Regions from separate parts of the Homo sapiens genome. Here region 2 is linked to region 1. A link is a loop called in an ENCODE intact Hi-C map of the cell type or tissue named here. Cell type or tissue: GM12878. All regions are shown on one strand. Links, peaks and the distances in the headings refer to the core of each region. The heading gives the core; the rest is flanking DNA.

Evidence for each region. Hi-C counts contacts between places; a loop is a spot of excess contacts. Peaks named below come from ENCODE experiments on the same cell type or tissue, not always from the same donor. Only the 100,000 strongest peaks of a DNase experiment are listed, where the experiment ranks them.
Region 2: it touches region 1 in a loop (2.0-fold over the local background); 1 of 110 quality-filtered maps calls a loop at or near these places.

What each region holds. Positions count from the first base shown.
Region 1 is chr12:24,356,649-24,364,843 of GRCh38, reverse strand. It overlaps a transcript of SOX5 not described here. Among named protein-coding and RNA genes, the nearest start is that of SOX5-AS1, 140 kb to the right of the region's middle. In GM12878, for the core only: no CTCF peak of the experiment used is centred there; a DNase peak (open chromatin) is centred at 3,823.
Region 2 is chr12:24,106,135-24,114,329 of GRCh38, reverse strand. It overlaps a transcript of SOX5 not described here. Among named protein-coding and RNA genes, the nearest start is that of MIR920, 100 kb to the left of the region's middle. In GM12878, for the core only: a CTCF peak has its summit at 4,715; a DNase peak (open chromatin) is centred at 4,779.

The DNA.
Region 1 (8,195 bases), core at 1,663-6,662:
ATGGATTTCTGATCATTCTGTGTTTGTATAGATTTTGTTTTGTTCTCCTTTCTAGGTTACAACATATGTTTACATAGTGTCAATTTTCTGTGAGTAGAAAACAGCAGGTAGTTCATTCTCAGAAAAGTGATTTACAGATTTTCTTGCTATGCATTCCTTCCTTTGATTTTCAGTTCCAGTTTTAATTTTAACCTAGCTAGGGAATTGATTCTCTCCATAGTAGTATCAGTCATCAATAGAGTTTGGAGGAAAAGTGAATTTCTCACTTATGTAAAGAATAAAGAACAAATTTATTCGTGTATATATATATATATATATATATATATATATATGAAAAAATGTTAAGTTGTTCAGTTTTGGCTGACACAAATCAATGGATATTTTTAAGGGTGTAGGTTAAGGCAAGAAGATTATGTCATTCTTGTAGTCCTTTCTAAGGACAGAAGATAGAGCATCAAAATACTGTAAGAAAAATCCAAACCATATTTTTCTTATGTGATGTCCAATTTGGCTGTGTAGGTGTGAGTTTCAGATAAGACGAAATGCATTTACAGATGTGAATTGTAAAAACATTTCCTATTATTAATTTTAAGGGCTTTTAAGGAGCAGAATGAGTTTCATTGAGAACCCCAAAGCATAGATTAGTAAAGACAATTGCCCCTCTGAATAGGACATGAGCTAAGGAGTGAACAGAGGGAGAAAATTCACATACATGTTTTGAGTTTCACTTTAGGACTCTTGAAAGCTTCGGTCACTGATTGGGATTTTTCTCTAACTGGGAGTCAAAGAGACAAAGCATCTAATCTAAATAATCTTTCTCAGGTTTTCTAAAAATGCCTGCCGACGAAAACATGTCAGACAACTGATCCAATAGGGCCTGAAGGTTTTCTGTTTGTTTGTTTTAAATCCATTCTTTCCTGGGAAGGAAATAAAAGAAAGCTTGAGGTTGGTGACAGATTTGGGCTCTTGCCACATTCCCACCTCACCTTCATGGACATTTCTCTACTTCAGAGGAAGTTAATATTTTCCAGAGATGTTCCATAGGTATTCTAAATCATACTACAGACACCTGCTCCTATATATGGGTATGTTGTTCACCTAAGATGAATCAGACTTTTTTTTTTTTTCATGTGCTTCCTTTAAAAATCCTCATTAATCTCAGTCTGTAGAATTTAGGGGGAAAGTTGGGTTAAACAGTTGACACTGTTTAATGTAAATGATTTATGATTATTCCTTATGTATACACAATAGGCACTTTATAAATTAGATTGTCCTAGGAGTAACATGATACATAAATGTTATTGCTATAAATTCTACACTTGGCTATATATTTTGTATCATGTAACCAGTGGGCTTATAAATGCTGACTATTTCAACCTGCTCTTTCTACTCAATATTGTAAATGGTGACTTAGGTAAGCCTAACTGAGATGTATACAGAGGCAATCAAATTGCAAAAGAACAGGGCATGCTGGCACCGCTCCAGCATGGCTTCTGGCTGTGTTCCAGAAGTGATGGCAGAAAGAAGAGACAGAGGGGAAGGCGAAACTATTAAATATATGTAGCCAAAAAATGAATCTAAATTATTACTAATTTTTTTTTGCTCAGTAAAACCAAGAGTCTGGTGAGAGAGAAAAGGGGAAAAAGCAGCGCAAACAGGAAAAAAGCATGAGTAAAACCAACTTATCAAAATTTAGTAGATGTTATTTCACAGGTGAATTTTCATTATTTAAATAACAGTAAGGATAAAGTTAGTAGCTCTATAATTATAAATGTTTTAATATCAATAAATATTTCATATATTTTTATATAGTGTGTAATAGGAATAATATTTGATTACATGTTTTTACGTATCTGTGAATGATGAATTTGAGGAATTGGGTCTTGCAAATCACTTAATTCTACTGGTGGATCAAGACACTTTATTATATGTATAATGCTGTTATGCTAATAGCCCTCCTTTTTTTTTTTTTTTTTTCACTGTGGTTTCTTAGCCCACTGTGATTTTCTTTCTGAGATCCTATAGAATTTGAGAGAAAAATCCCTGAATAAAATATCTAGCTAATTATTAAATATCAAACTCATCTAAAGTATTGAGTTAGAGGGGAAAGGGTAGCACGCCTATAACTGACCAGCCAGGTTAATATTAGTTTCCTGGTGTCGACTCCTTACCTGATCACAGAGTCCTGTCATCAGGGCTGATTTGAGTTGTACTATGCACTAATTTGTGTAAGGGAGAACTGGGCTGTGAAGAATTCTATTTTGTTTATAGTGTCTATTCTGATAGTGATTTTATCGTCCATTTTATAGGCTGAGTGTTCCAGTTGATTCCCTCTCCCCACGCCCTCTTAAGTATTAATGTCTACACAATTGATCTGGTTACCCGTGAAGTCAGTCCAAATAGGCTGTTACGGTGACTGAAAATACAAGACCAGTAATTTTAAAACCTAGAGGTTACTGTCTTGCACAAAAGGACTAAATCTTAGCAGGAAATCCCCAAGTGAAAAGATGATGGGACTGAATTCAGCACTCTGTATGTGTGACTTGTAATAACAAACATTATTTTTTTGGCTGTGATATTGAAGGAAATATCCAAATGTGCCCCTTATGACTTCTGTAACGTACTTTTAATTGTCATACTCTGGAGCTATCCTGGTGCATGCATGGGAAAGAATATACATATGCACATATCTCTATATTTGTAGGCACTGTAGTCAAAACACTTATTTGCCTAGCTGACTTAGCTGCATAGTTGACTTACCCACCCACCATCAAACCCTCTAGAGGAAATAGGACAGAAAGGTCACACAGAAGCAGTAAAGCCAATGATCTCTTATAAAACAGTTATTTAGGTTCTCAGTGGCACTGTTCATCTTCTGGAAGGGAGATCACTCCAGTCTCTGCCCATCCCTGTGTCATCAGCGTAGCTCTGGACTCTTGGAGTAGAAGAAGAAAGCCTATTCTACCTTGTTGCTGCTGTACACTCAGGTAAGCCTGAACTGAAATCCCAGAGAGACTGCTGTACCAGACAGGCTAGACTATGGGGAGATTCTAGTGCTGATGGAGGTCTTTACAGGGCTCAGTTTGTCCTGTCAATTTTAACCATCGTTTAAAATTCCACTTTTTCTTATAGGGGTTTAAATTTAAATGCAAGACCTGTATATTTATGCACATGTGCGTGTGCGCACGTGCATGCGCACACACACATGCGCACACACACACACACACACACAAAACCTGAAAAAGCCTCATCACTGTTGGTTCACTGTTTGTTTCAGTGCAGAATACTTAGAGTACCTGTCATTTACTGAGGACTTTCTTTGTGCCAGGAATTGTTCTTGGGCTTTGCTTGTATTATATAATTTAAGCCTCCTACAGTACCCCATGAAACAGGTAGTATTATTATACCCACTTTTTCAGCTGAGGAAATGGAGACAGAGAAATTGAATAACTTGCCATGGTTCAATAGCTAGTAAGAGGTGGGGCGGGATTCACACCCAGGCAGAGTAATCTCAGGGCTCGAGCATACATTTTTCTAGGTTGATTTATAAGCAACATGCAGTGTTTCATGTATGAGAAGAATGCACTGGGGCCATCACTGAGCAAGAAATGGGATCTGCATTGTTTTTGTTGTTGTAATGGTCATGTAATTTCCTCTCTCAGGCCATGGTGTGACCAATGGCAAACTTTTTTTTGAGAGAGCCAGTCAAAACTGCATGGAATATTCTATGGCCACAGAAGAGAAAGGAATGTGCTGGTCGATACGAGGAGCTGACCTAAGACCTTGCTTTCACTGTAACCACAGTAAACAAGCGAGTTAATGAACCATAGATGTTTAGTGTGTCATCAGCGTCTTTCAATTTTGTCATCCTGGGTAGCTACCATCAAGAAGGACGGAGTGCCCTCTATGAATATGTATTTAGTACTAGATATAGCAATTTATTCTTTTGAAGAGCACTTTATCATTTTGGTTTTGATAAATGTATAAACAATAATCAGTAGTTAGGGGTTTCAGGCGAAAATGGATGCCATTATTAGTGATTTAACAAGTTTTCCTGTGAATTCCATGTGTATCACTCAGTCTGGATCTTGCGACCCAGGGATACATATATCCAGTTTTTAGAACAGCTCACTTTAAAAGCCTCTTGCGCTATGAACCACTAAGATCTCAGAACTACAGTAGTTACTAATTTCCACACTTTCAATATGTAAAATGAAGTACTCAGACAAAAAACCTCGAGGCTGCATAGGTCAGAATATTTGCTTAAACTAATAATAAGATTAGCTTTTTTAGTTCTAGCTCTCCTTTTCCTATCTATTTGCCTTGCTAACAAGGCCTTACTCCTGTTCAGTTACCTAGTGCCATGATCCCTCTACTTTTTGGACTTTTTATGATAATTTGAGCTGATTTTCCTAGTTGACATAAAGAATTTCCATGAGAATAATAAAACATAAGGACTATTCATCAAATAAGAATGATGAAAACACGAAATTTCACCCAAACTGGGCAAAAGTGCATCTCACTGCACAGAATTCCATAACATTTTGAAATTTGGTCTTTACAGATATTTTTCTCTGCCTGAAACATGTGTGCTGGTTCTATTTATATAAGGGAATAGTGACATCCTGTGTGTAGCTAGACTAATTGCCTCTGTAATTAACCTATTTGAGGAGGAAGTTACACAGAAATAAAATATCACTGAGTACTGAAAGAGGCAATTTTGTTTTAAAGCAAACTTCTAAGTAACTTTACCAAAGGCTGTGGATAACAAAAAGATTCTGTCTCCTTCCCTTATTTTATTCAGCTTCTCCCTTCCCTCCGTCCCTGCCATCCTTTTTCTTTTCTTCCTTTTCTTTCTCTATACAATTCCACTAATCCTCTTCATTTTCTCCCTATGACCTTTATTCCCCATATTATAAGCTAAAAATCTAGTTGTTGTGAGTGAAGATTCTATTTTTAAATCCAGAATTGGGGAATGATGTAAGTGTGGTGAAAAGAGACAGCTTTTTTGTTTTCAAGGCTATTCAAATGTCTTTGCAGGTCAAGAGTAGGTAGGGTATGTCTAGAATCATTTGGATGTCTTAGAAGCTGATGACAAAAAATCTTAGCCTTCTTCCTTATCCCTTGATAAAATATGTATTAATTAAATTTAGAAAAGAGCACGAGAGCATGCAAAAGCAGGGTTTCTGTTGACTTCTTAAAACCAGCAGAAATTATTGGAATGCAATATGTTGCAATAGAAAGAGTACAGTTTTTGGAGTCTGAATTATTCAGATCTCTTCCCAAAAGTATGGCTAAGGGGGAGCAAGAAGAACAACTTCTTCCTCCATGCCCATTTTCTTTAGTGCCCCTTGTAAACATTTCAAAAGGTATTATGTTGCCAAGACATTTGAGAGAACAGTGGGAGAAAGCAAGAGCAAGATGCCTGTAGATAAATTAGTCAAAATTATCCTGTGGTGTGTGTCCTAACTCATCCATCAGATAACGGCAAGACCGGAGCATCAAGGCCCTCACCCAGCCTTAACTTCATGAGTAATCCTCTGCACCATAATCAAAATGATATTTTGAATCAGATCGCTTAAGACTTCTTTCATGGGATAATGTGATATAGTTTTCAACTCAGGTAACTAAGTTTGTATTTTGCACATTATACTGACTTGAAAAAGCTCAATTTAAAGTTGTCCCTACTACCAAGAAGAATTTCCTTTTGAAATATATGAGAATTTCAAGCCAAAGCAAACGTAGTCACTGCATTATGTACTGATAAGCATGGAATAGTTGGAGTAGAAATGTTTCTGGGGTTCAAAGCATGGTGGACTTGGATTCCTCAATTTCCAGGATACAATTTTGATGCCTCACTTTCTTTATCTGAGAAGTGGGGATAGATATATACCTCCTTTCTAAGGTAAACGTGAGACTTTAGTGAAGAAGCATGTATGTAATACTATCCAGAGTGTCTATAAATAAATGCTTAATAAATAGTAGCAAATATTATTTTAGATAATGTTTGACGAAGCAAAATGATTTAGATAGCAAATAGTTGAATGTAAAGGTAATTAACTTTATCTGGTTTAACTGTTCTTCAAGTGGATTTGATTAATGACCTATGCTTGCCATTTATTGCTTTGTAATCCTTGCTGTAGTAACCTTCCACTTTTATTGATAATGTTTATTAGCAACAACTAAATTACCATTCTTGGAAGACAGTGAAAGGACAATTTTTTTTTTTTTTGAGATGGAGTCTCGCTCTGTTGCCCAGGCTGGAGTGCAGTGGCGCGATCTTGGCTCACTGCAAGCTCCACCTCTTGGGTTCACACCATTCTTCTGCCTCAGCCTCCCGAGTAGCTGGGACCATTGGCGCCGAAAGGACAATTTTTTTTGGCAGTTAAGTATTATTTCTTGGGAAAGATACAAAACAAAGAGGAGAAAGGAACACTTCAGAGAATTTTCCTGTGCATCACCTTTGTGATTAATACTGTAATCACTAATGATTATTGGATTGCAAAGAAGGCTTCTTATTGGTAAAAGGAAATCCTCAATTTTATATAAAAATAGTCATTCGATCCTGGCTATGTTTTAGCAATTTTGCTAATTAAATGTAGTATCTATAATTATTGAGGTGTCCCACATTTTTACACAAACCTCCCATCTGTTTTATTGGTGATTTTCAATAAGATAGTAAGAAACTCAGAAAACCATCCTGTAGAGAATCAGATTCAGTTGCTTCTTATTATCACAAAATAGTTCACTCATCCATTCAACAAATATTTATTGGATGCCCGTTACGTGCCACACACTGTGCCAGTCTTGAAAATATGGTAATGAACAAAGTAGACAAGGCATGGATTTTATAGGCAGACAAAGGAGGTAGGTAACCCAAAACAAGGGATTGTAATAAAGTATGTAAGTCTTAAAATATAGAAAATTTGTTTGGTGTTTTGGCTAAACTGAGGCATACAATTTCAATAGGCTTTCTTTTTTCTTCTTTCTTTTTTTTTTTTTTGAGATGGAGTCTCGCTCTGTCACCCAGGCTGGAGTGCAGTCGCACAATCTACCCTCACTGCAACCTCCGCCTCCCAGGTTCAAGCAATTCTCTTGTCACCCTCCAGAGTAGCTGGGATTACAGGCCCACGCCACCACGCCCAGCTAAGATTTTGTGTTTTAGTAGAAATGGAGTTTCACCGTGTTGCCCAGGATGGTCATGAACTCCTGAGCTCAGGCAATCCACCCGCCTCGGCCTCCCAAAGTGCTAGGATTACAGGTGTGAGCCACCGAGCCTGGCTGAGGCGTACAGTTTCAATTGTGGTTGGTGGGGTAGGTAGTCTTATCTCCTTTTAATTTCTGTAGCATTTTCCCTGTGCTTCCGTTGGAACCTCCTGCTTTGCATTCTAATTCCTTGTGATGATGGCGTCTTCATCACTGCAGGATTCTGAGGAGGCAGGCAGGATACATGCGTGATTCTCCTTCCCATCTTTGCACAGAACCTATACTCGTGCACTGCATCTGGTAGGCACTAAATAAATGCTGTTGAAGGCATGCAGCAAGGAAGAGGTCCTAAAGTCTTGTTTCTCTTGTCTTAAAAAAATTTCTTAAATATTTCACCTCGAAATTTCTCCTCCTTCATGTTAATGGCGGTACAGGAAGATAAATAACCCAATGAAAGTCATTATTTCTCCCCACCATGCCCCACTTATCTATTAGTCTCTCAAAATGTAATCCACACCAAACTTCTCTGGAAGAAATTATTATTTGTAAGACATTCAAAGTTTGCTCTATAGAAGTCTGACTTTATTTGCCATGTGCAAATAAGAATGAAAGAAGCATCTATTATTCATGGTACACATTGGGGTGTCATGATCAGCCTTTTTTCTCTGCCACTGGATCTGTCAAAAGGGTTAATGTTTGGGATGGTCAGTATCTAGTTTTAAAAAGTCAAAACTCTTCATTGGTTAATAGAAAGATATAACATGTAACCGATGGTTTAGTATTCATTTGCCATTACTTAAGTCCAAGTAATTGGAAATCCTACAAAATAAAATTACATTCAGAGGTTTTTTTAAAAATGGGAAAATAATCAGCTTTTACAGAAAACACCAATTTGTTGATGAAAATTCAGTATTAAGGAAAGATTTGGGTGAAAAGAATGAAGTCCTTGCATATTCTTCTGGTAGGAACTGAGGTGCGCTGAGACTGAG
Region 2 (8,195 bases), core at 2,116-7,115, 250 kb after region 1:
GCTGCAATTTCAGACATGAACCACTGTTCTCGTCTTTTATGTCTTTGAATATTTTAATTTAAGATTTTTTTAAAAAAATTTTCTTCCCTGCATTCTGCTTCTCCCAGGACTTTTTTTTGAAAATTTTGTCTCTCCTTTTCATATTGTAATCTTTCCACAAATGTTTGGTGGTTCTTGATTGCCCATATAAACTTGCAGACTCTGATGTCTACATATCTTGACAGAGCTTATCAATGGGCAGACCTCACTTAGGAAGATGGGTCAGATGCTAGCCATAATTCTAAATTCTCCTCAGTCCTTCAAAATAGAGAGGTCTTTTATTGGAGGACTGCCAATTTCATTAACAAAACTCTCACATTTTTTTGTGAGGGAGTTTGCTGCATTACTGAATTCCAGGCAACATGCATGCAGTGGTAAAGTGAGTGGGAGGGGATTTGATTCTATTAACTGCCAAGCTTTCCCTCTAGGATTTCCTTTGTGGCCTCCATTAGCTAACAATTCCAAGTCTGGAACCTTCCTTAAGTATAACAGATAACAGGGCACCCAGTTGCTTTTTCCGTTTTAGCCGCTTCTTGGCTCTTGCAGGTTGCAGTTTTCTAGATTTTGCTTTGTCATTCTTTCTCTTGCCCCTTTCATTGTCCAGAAATCTGTTGAAAAAATTATATCCACTGATAATTACATCCCATACTCTTCATTTTTTAAACTTTTTATCTTTATTATTTATTATTGTAGTATGGTGTCTCTGAAAGATTGGAGAAGAATGTTTATAATCTTAAACCAGAAGCCTTGGGTATCACAGCATAATAATTAAGGTTTTATATTGTTTATGATTATTTGAGCCAAAGGCCTTTCTACCATTTATCAAAACAAAGTATTTTTGTAAACTTCAATATACATTAATTTTTTTCAGAAATGCAACACAAATATGAAAACAAATAAATATTATACTTCATTTTTTCCTGAACTTTACCAAGGGTTGTTCACCATTTCAAAATAACATTTACCTCTTGAGTTACCAGATAACAACCTAGTTGTATCAGTCTGCACTTTTAGCTCTTTTTTTTTTTTTTTTTTATGATTCTACATATATTTGCAAGTATCTGAGTTGATCATTTCTCTTCCAGGGTAGACATGCTGAGCATTTACATATTCAAATAAATATATAATTTTATTATATATTAATTCCTCTTAATTTCCTACTTTATATTACAGGTAGGACATTGTATTGATTTTGTCTAAATAAGCACCTGAACAGCTTACATAATTTTGAACTTTCAGAATAGTAAAGAGATGATAAAAACTGTTATTTAAAAATGAGCGCTTTGGTCTGATATGGTTGGGAACCAGTGTAAGAGGAAATATTTTATGGCTTTCAGTCTTGATAAGGAAAATAAGAATAAACTTCCACATATTGAAAAAAAATGGAACCCTAAAGACCGTTATTTCCATTGATGCTTTCTAAAAGCAATGATTAGGAAACAAATACCTTAGGGCAGTCATGGTGGCTCATGCCTAGAACCCCAGCACTTTGGGAGGCCAAGGTGGGTAGGCAGATTGCTTGAGCCCAGGAGTTCGAGACCAGCCTGGGCAACATGGTGAAACCCCTTCTCTCAAAAAGAAAAAGAAAAAAAAAATTAGCTGGGCAGTTGCACATGCCTGTAGTCCCAGCTACTCAGGAGGCTAAAGTGGGATGATCGTTTGAGCTCAGAAAGTCAAGTCTGCAGTGAGCCGTGATTATGCCACTGCATTCTAGCCTGGACAACAGAGCGAGATCCTGCCTCAAAAAAAAAAAAAAAAAAAAAAAAAAAGGAACCTTGAAGTTGTTCTGTATCCCTGCAGTCACATTCCATCTACCTGTTCTCTACTTGATGCTCTCCAATAGGGGTCAACAGACCTTTTCTGTAAAGGACCAGAGAGTAAACATTTTAGGTTTTGAGGGCTAGACCATTTCTGTTGGAACCACTTTAACTTTGGCATTTACAGCATGAATGTAGCTATACATAGTACATAAATGAATAACCATGGCTATGTTTCCATAAAACTTTTTTGAGAGGAATAGATCACAGGCTGGATTTGGCATATGGGCTATAGTTTGCCAAACCCTGGTCTTTGAGATTCTCAAACTTTCCAGTTTCACTGGGCGGCTCTCGTTAATGATGTTTTTATCCATTCCAATAGCAAAATCATTTAAACGTCTTAAAATTTTTGCATGCACTTTGATAGCGAAGCCATGGTATACATGACTTTAGAGGTATTAACATTTTGCTAATGGTTCCTTGTTCTTTATTTGGCTGTTTGTCATGACAGTGGATAAGCTTGGTTACTTTGTTCATAGAAAAAACACCACTGTTATTCTGTCACCATTCTTGGTGATGGTAAGATCCTTTACAAAAACTAGATGGAATAGAGATTCTTTCATTAAGAAGGAATGTAGAGAAGGCAGAAAATATCTATAATAAATTAACCTAAAATAATTAAAGGTCAAGGAAAAATAATTTATGAGTAATGATTGAAGTTGTGAATAGTAAAGGAAACGGAAAGTTTTTGAGGGCCTCATGAGTCATCACATATTTGAAGAATTGCCATGAAGAATTCTAAGGTTTAATGGTAGTATTTTTTTCAGCTTTGATAATTTGACGAAAAATCTTTTTTTAAATAAAATATTAGTGATTCATACATAAGGAACATCATGGTTTTAAGAATCAGTAGAGATTGAAGTCAGCCTACAATGTGAATTACTGGAATTTCTGACTTTAAAATATATGGATTTGAGAAACATCGATTTTGAGCTAAACTAGATAACATATTTATTTCTTAATGATATGCACAAATTTGTTAGGTATTGAAATAACCAATACAGTATTACCTTTCATTTCAGTTTTTAATGATACTAAAGCATGACTTTTTGGTAATTGTTTTAGTCAGACTTGGTAAGCACAAGATCTGACAGTGTTGACTAGTCTGATACTCACAGGATGCATTGTATAAATTCTTCATTCCTTGAAGCATGAGTACAGATGATGACTGTCATCTTTGCCCTTTGACAGGTGTTAGGTAATGTGTAAGATATTCCCTGAAGCCTTTTCCAGATTTTTCTTGGTGATTCAAGTTTAGAAATGTGGTTTGCTTAGAGCAGTGTTTTCAATGGGGGGTGATTTTTACCTCCCGTGGGACATTTGGCAATGTCTGGAGACATTTTTGCTTTTCCCAGTTGGGGGATGCTATTGGCATCTAGTGTGTAGAGAGGCCAGAGATGCTGCTATACCCCCTACAATGCATATCACAGTCTCCCACAGTAAAGACATGTTGGACCCAAAGTATTAATGCCAAGGGTCGAGAAATCCTGGCTTAGCGTAAAATTTGAGAACGAAGTCATCAGGATTCTTTAAATCCATACCTTCTTTTTTTTTTTTTTTTTTTTTTTTTTTTGAAGTGGAGTCTCGCGCTGTCGCCCAGGCTGGAGTACAGTGGCACGATCTCAACTCACTGCAAGCTCCGCCTCCTGGGTTCACGCCATCCTTCCGCCTCAGCCTCCCGAGTAGCTGGGCCTACAGGCGCCTGCCACTATGCCCAGCTAATTTTTTAAATTTTATTTTATTTTTATTTTTAGTAGAGACGGAGTTTCACCATGTTAGCCAGGATGGTCTCAATCTCCTGACCTCGTGATCCGTCCGCCTCGGCCTCCCAAAGTGCTGGGATTACAGGCGTGAGCCACCATGCCTGGCCTAAATCCATACCTTCTTAATTAGGAAAATAATGTTCATCAATGAGGCACTTCTAATACATTCCTTACAGAGATATTTAAAAGTGCAGCATTTCCCTATATATCTGGATCATAATGAAATGAGTGGTTGTTATTGTCTCTTCCCAGATCAGTCATCCATTTGTTTATCAAACTTTTAGCAAGCACTTGATGTGGGACTTAGGTTGACTGTACAAAATTGAATAAGAGATGGTCATCATCTAGATTAATGAATGGTAGGTAGATGGTAAAGATGACTGCGTTGTTGTTGTTCTCTATGATTTTGTAATGTTCTCTTACATGATAGCAACTCATTAGGTTTCTTTAGAGCGAGGGTAGGTTTGTCATGAAGTTTTGAAAGCTTTATTGGTGTTGGCAAGAGAATGGTGCAAGATAGTTGATTTATAGAATGTTTAGTTCTATTTTCTTGCTTAAACAATCCATAGACCAAAACTGTTGAGGGACCACTGGTAAGTGGTAGCCTCTTATAGGCAAAGGGATGCAGTAAAGGACTTTTGTAAGTTGTTTTTTAAAGTGTGAACATCATTGCTATGATCTGAATGTGTCCTCCAAAATTCATGTTGAAACCTCATCATTATTCTAACAATGTGTCATCAGAAAAAATTTTAATGAAATTAGCGTTAAAGTAAATTTAATGGCTATGGCATATTTGAATTTGTGGACGTATGTTTTGCAAAGACTCTGCTTCTGTCTTTATTTTTTGGAAACTAGGACATGGACTGTAGGCTTAGTTTCCAAATGTGGACTTTAAAATAATAGCTTTTTAAAATAAATGAAAATATTTTCAACATCTGATATTTTAAAAATATTTTACCACTAGTTCTGTTGAAATGATTTTCATTGTTGTTGTTTAAAACTAATTTTCTTCTTTGTGCTATTAAGTGGGAAAGTAAAACACCTATAAAGAGATCAATCTATTTTTACTGTGTAATGATCCCCCTAGTGGATATGAGATGCAGCTAGCTTCGATATTTGCATAAAGAAGCAGGTGATGGTGGGTGAGACTTTGTTACTTGTTTCTCACTTTCAGAAGTGTTGTACAAGATCAAAACTGTCTTTACTATTTTTAATAAAGGAACTCCAAGTGGTTAAATTACCTTTTTAGGAAGCCTTAATGAGGCAGAAAGTGGTAGAAGTGCATAATTCTTTAAACTTAGATAAAGATAAATATCTTAAACAAAAGTTGGTGCAACGCTTTTGTAGTTTTTCAAAACACTATTTAAAGAAAAGGATTTTTACCAATTATTTTGTGGTTTTCTCACTTAAATTGGCTAACAGTTTAAAAGTAGTCTATGTAACCTGATGCTACTATATATCTGATCTCCAGTTAGATTTGTTAAAGCAAGAATAGCAAGTGAAAGAAATTGATGACATGAAAATTGATTACTCTTTAAAGACATACTCTCAAAATAAGACATACAAGGTATCTATTTATAGTACCTAGATAATAAACTTTAGAAATAAAGATTCATTTGGATTTTGTAAAATGTTGTTAAAACATTAGGTCTGCAGGTTTCAAATATGCTACTATTCAGAACATTGGAAATAAGAGAAGCAGAATAAATACCTGTGATGTGGCAAAAACTTCAAATATTGCTAGCTACAAAGAGCTAGAAACCATCTTTAAGTAAAAATCATGTTAATGATGACTATATAATGAACCCAATATCAGTAGAACATCATATTGCCTAAGCAAACAGTGTTATTACTTTCACTTCATTGTACAATAAGTTGATGGTTTATGGAACTGGTTCTGTTCTGAGAAAGGTATCATTTGAATAGGAAAACAGCCTGTTTCTTCATAAAGGACTTAAACACTGGTAGAGGAGAGAACTCTGTTAATAAAATGCATTTTGCATATACAGTATATCAGAGTCATGTTTGAGAATTTTTCTGATATTATGAAAGGCCAGATAAAATATAAAACAAATGTCTATTCCACTTGTAAAGATAGGATTTCTGAATTTGTTAATAGGCTATAATTAATGTCATTTTAAACTTTTTCCTATTCTGTGTACTTATAAAGATACTTATAGAACAAATAATTAGAGAGTTAACTTGACAGAAGTCAACAATGTAGTGTGTGATAGACTAATCAATGATAAATCACATCATTCAGAAAAGAGAAGTTCTGTAAGTCTTGCTTAATTTATTGAAAATAAAGCTACATTTTTCAGTGATGAACATTTCTTGATGACAGTAATGATGATGCATGAATTAAATGAGGAGATAGGAAATAGGAATAAAAAAAGGATGGAAAAACTATAATTAACAAAAAACATCCACAAACAATAATTTATGTAAGTGAAATAGATTTCTGCAGAATAAAAATGGAACAAAGTGAACAATGGAAATTATTCGACAATTAGGGTGGATATAGCTTGGATCACTGAAACGGTGAAAGGCAAAAGATAATGTAATGCAACTTACACAGAGAAACAATGGAAATCTGTTCAAAAGCTCTTTTAAAAGACTTCCCCTTCACAAATATGTTGTCCTATTCTGCCTTTTCATTAGCAAGTTCTCTTTAATATTTCCAATTTACAAGATGCCTGAAGAAAATTAACATCTGACTTGATTTTAAAACTTTATTTGAAGCTCTGCCACACGTATTTGCAGCCTATACACTGTATGAATTTACTTAACCATTCACTTGGCTTTGCTTTTGAGTGGTCTGCTGGTCAAAATTGCCTGATATTTAAATGTTACCATAGTGATGAGTAGTGGACACTGTCATCTTTCTCGTTTTAATTAAGGAACAGATGCAGGTAAAGCTGATCTCTCAGTGACCCTCTTTAAGCCCGGCATCAACACATTGATTGTTTTCAATTCTTTTCTCTCCCCTGTAATCTTAGCTTTGTCCTTTCGTCATATCAAGGTCTTCATCCTCTTACGTTAAAGATGCAGGAACTCCTTTTAAACCCTTCCTTAGGGAGCTTTAGCTTAGAGAGAATAAAACACACTTCCACTAAACACCAATGAAACACTAAGGCTGTTTTTTGGGTTTTATGTTTGTTTGTTTGTTTGTTTCAAGAAGCCCTGGCTTTGTCCACTTTAAAATTAAGTAATGTGTAAGTGGCAGTTTGTTAAAATTCTGTATACCCTATAAAGACAAAAAGTATTTCTACTTCCACTTTTTTGAATGAAACAAATTCCCTTTCCCATTTAGTGTATTTATAAATGAGGTATATTCAGAAGGTCTAAATAGTGTTAGCAACTCAATCATTCTTCCTTGGACTATAATCTAAAACACACTAAGAATATAGAAAGTATTTATTAACTAATACATGCATGGTAAAAATAAGAAGAGAGTGGCTGCCCCAAAGATACTCACATTTTGGTTGTGTTTGAGGTGGATTGTAAGAGCTTGTTGTCATGAGGCATAACATACTCTGGGTAGAAGAAACAAAATTTGGTTGGAAGGATTAGAGAAGAGGATTATTAGGTATCCAGTAGTAACAGATTTAGGCACAGTGCCAGAGGAATAGTATAAATGATGAAATGCTTGTCCTAACTACTTTTCATTTGTTCCACTTAGGATTGTTAATTTTACCTCAATACTTCTAGGATTCTTCTTTACCTTACCTCAATTTTGTGACAATTTTGGCTCATTTGATTTTTGTATTGATTTCATTGATGTTGGAAACCAGCTAATCAAATTTATAATCTCTTTTAGGGTATTTCTCATCCTTTGGAATCTTAAATGAGTTCTAATATGCTTCTATTTATTATTATTATTATTATTATTATTATTATTATTATTATTATTATTATTTGAGACGAGTCTCACTCTGTTGCCCAGGCTGGAGTGCAGTGGCACGATCTCGGCTCACTGCAACCTCCGCCTCCTGGGCTCAAGCAATTCCCCCACCACAGCCTCCCGAATACCTGGGATTAGAGGCACTCACCACCATACCCAGGTAAGTTTTGTATTTTTAATAGAGACGGGGGTTTCACCATGTTAGCCAGGCTGGTCTCGAACTGCTGACCTCAGGTGATCCGCCTGCGTCGACCTCCCGAAGTCCTGGGATTACAGACATGAGTCACCACGCCTGGCTTCTCTTATTATTTTTAACCATTTGACGTTTTTGTTTTTATAATCCTTAGAAGATACATTTCACATGAATTATTTTACGTTTCCCGTTGCTTCATTTCTCTAGATGTCATGTATAGTTTTGAATATTTCCCCAATAGAATAATGTTTTGTAAGTATCCACAGTCCCATTTGTTTACATAGTTTTTCAGCAATGACTTGAGGAAGATTCTTCTTGTTTGTAATCAACCTTATTGATTAAATATTTTGCCCATTTTGATTGGGTTGTTTAATTATTGACTTGTTAGGACTTGGTGTGTTGGGCTAATTTTTTTTTTTTTTTCTAATTACCAGTTTGTGTGATACACGCATTGCAAATATAGTCTCTCATTCCTTGAC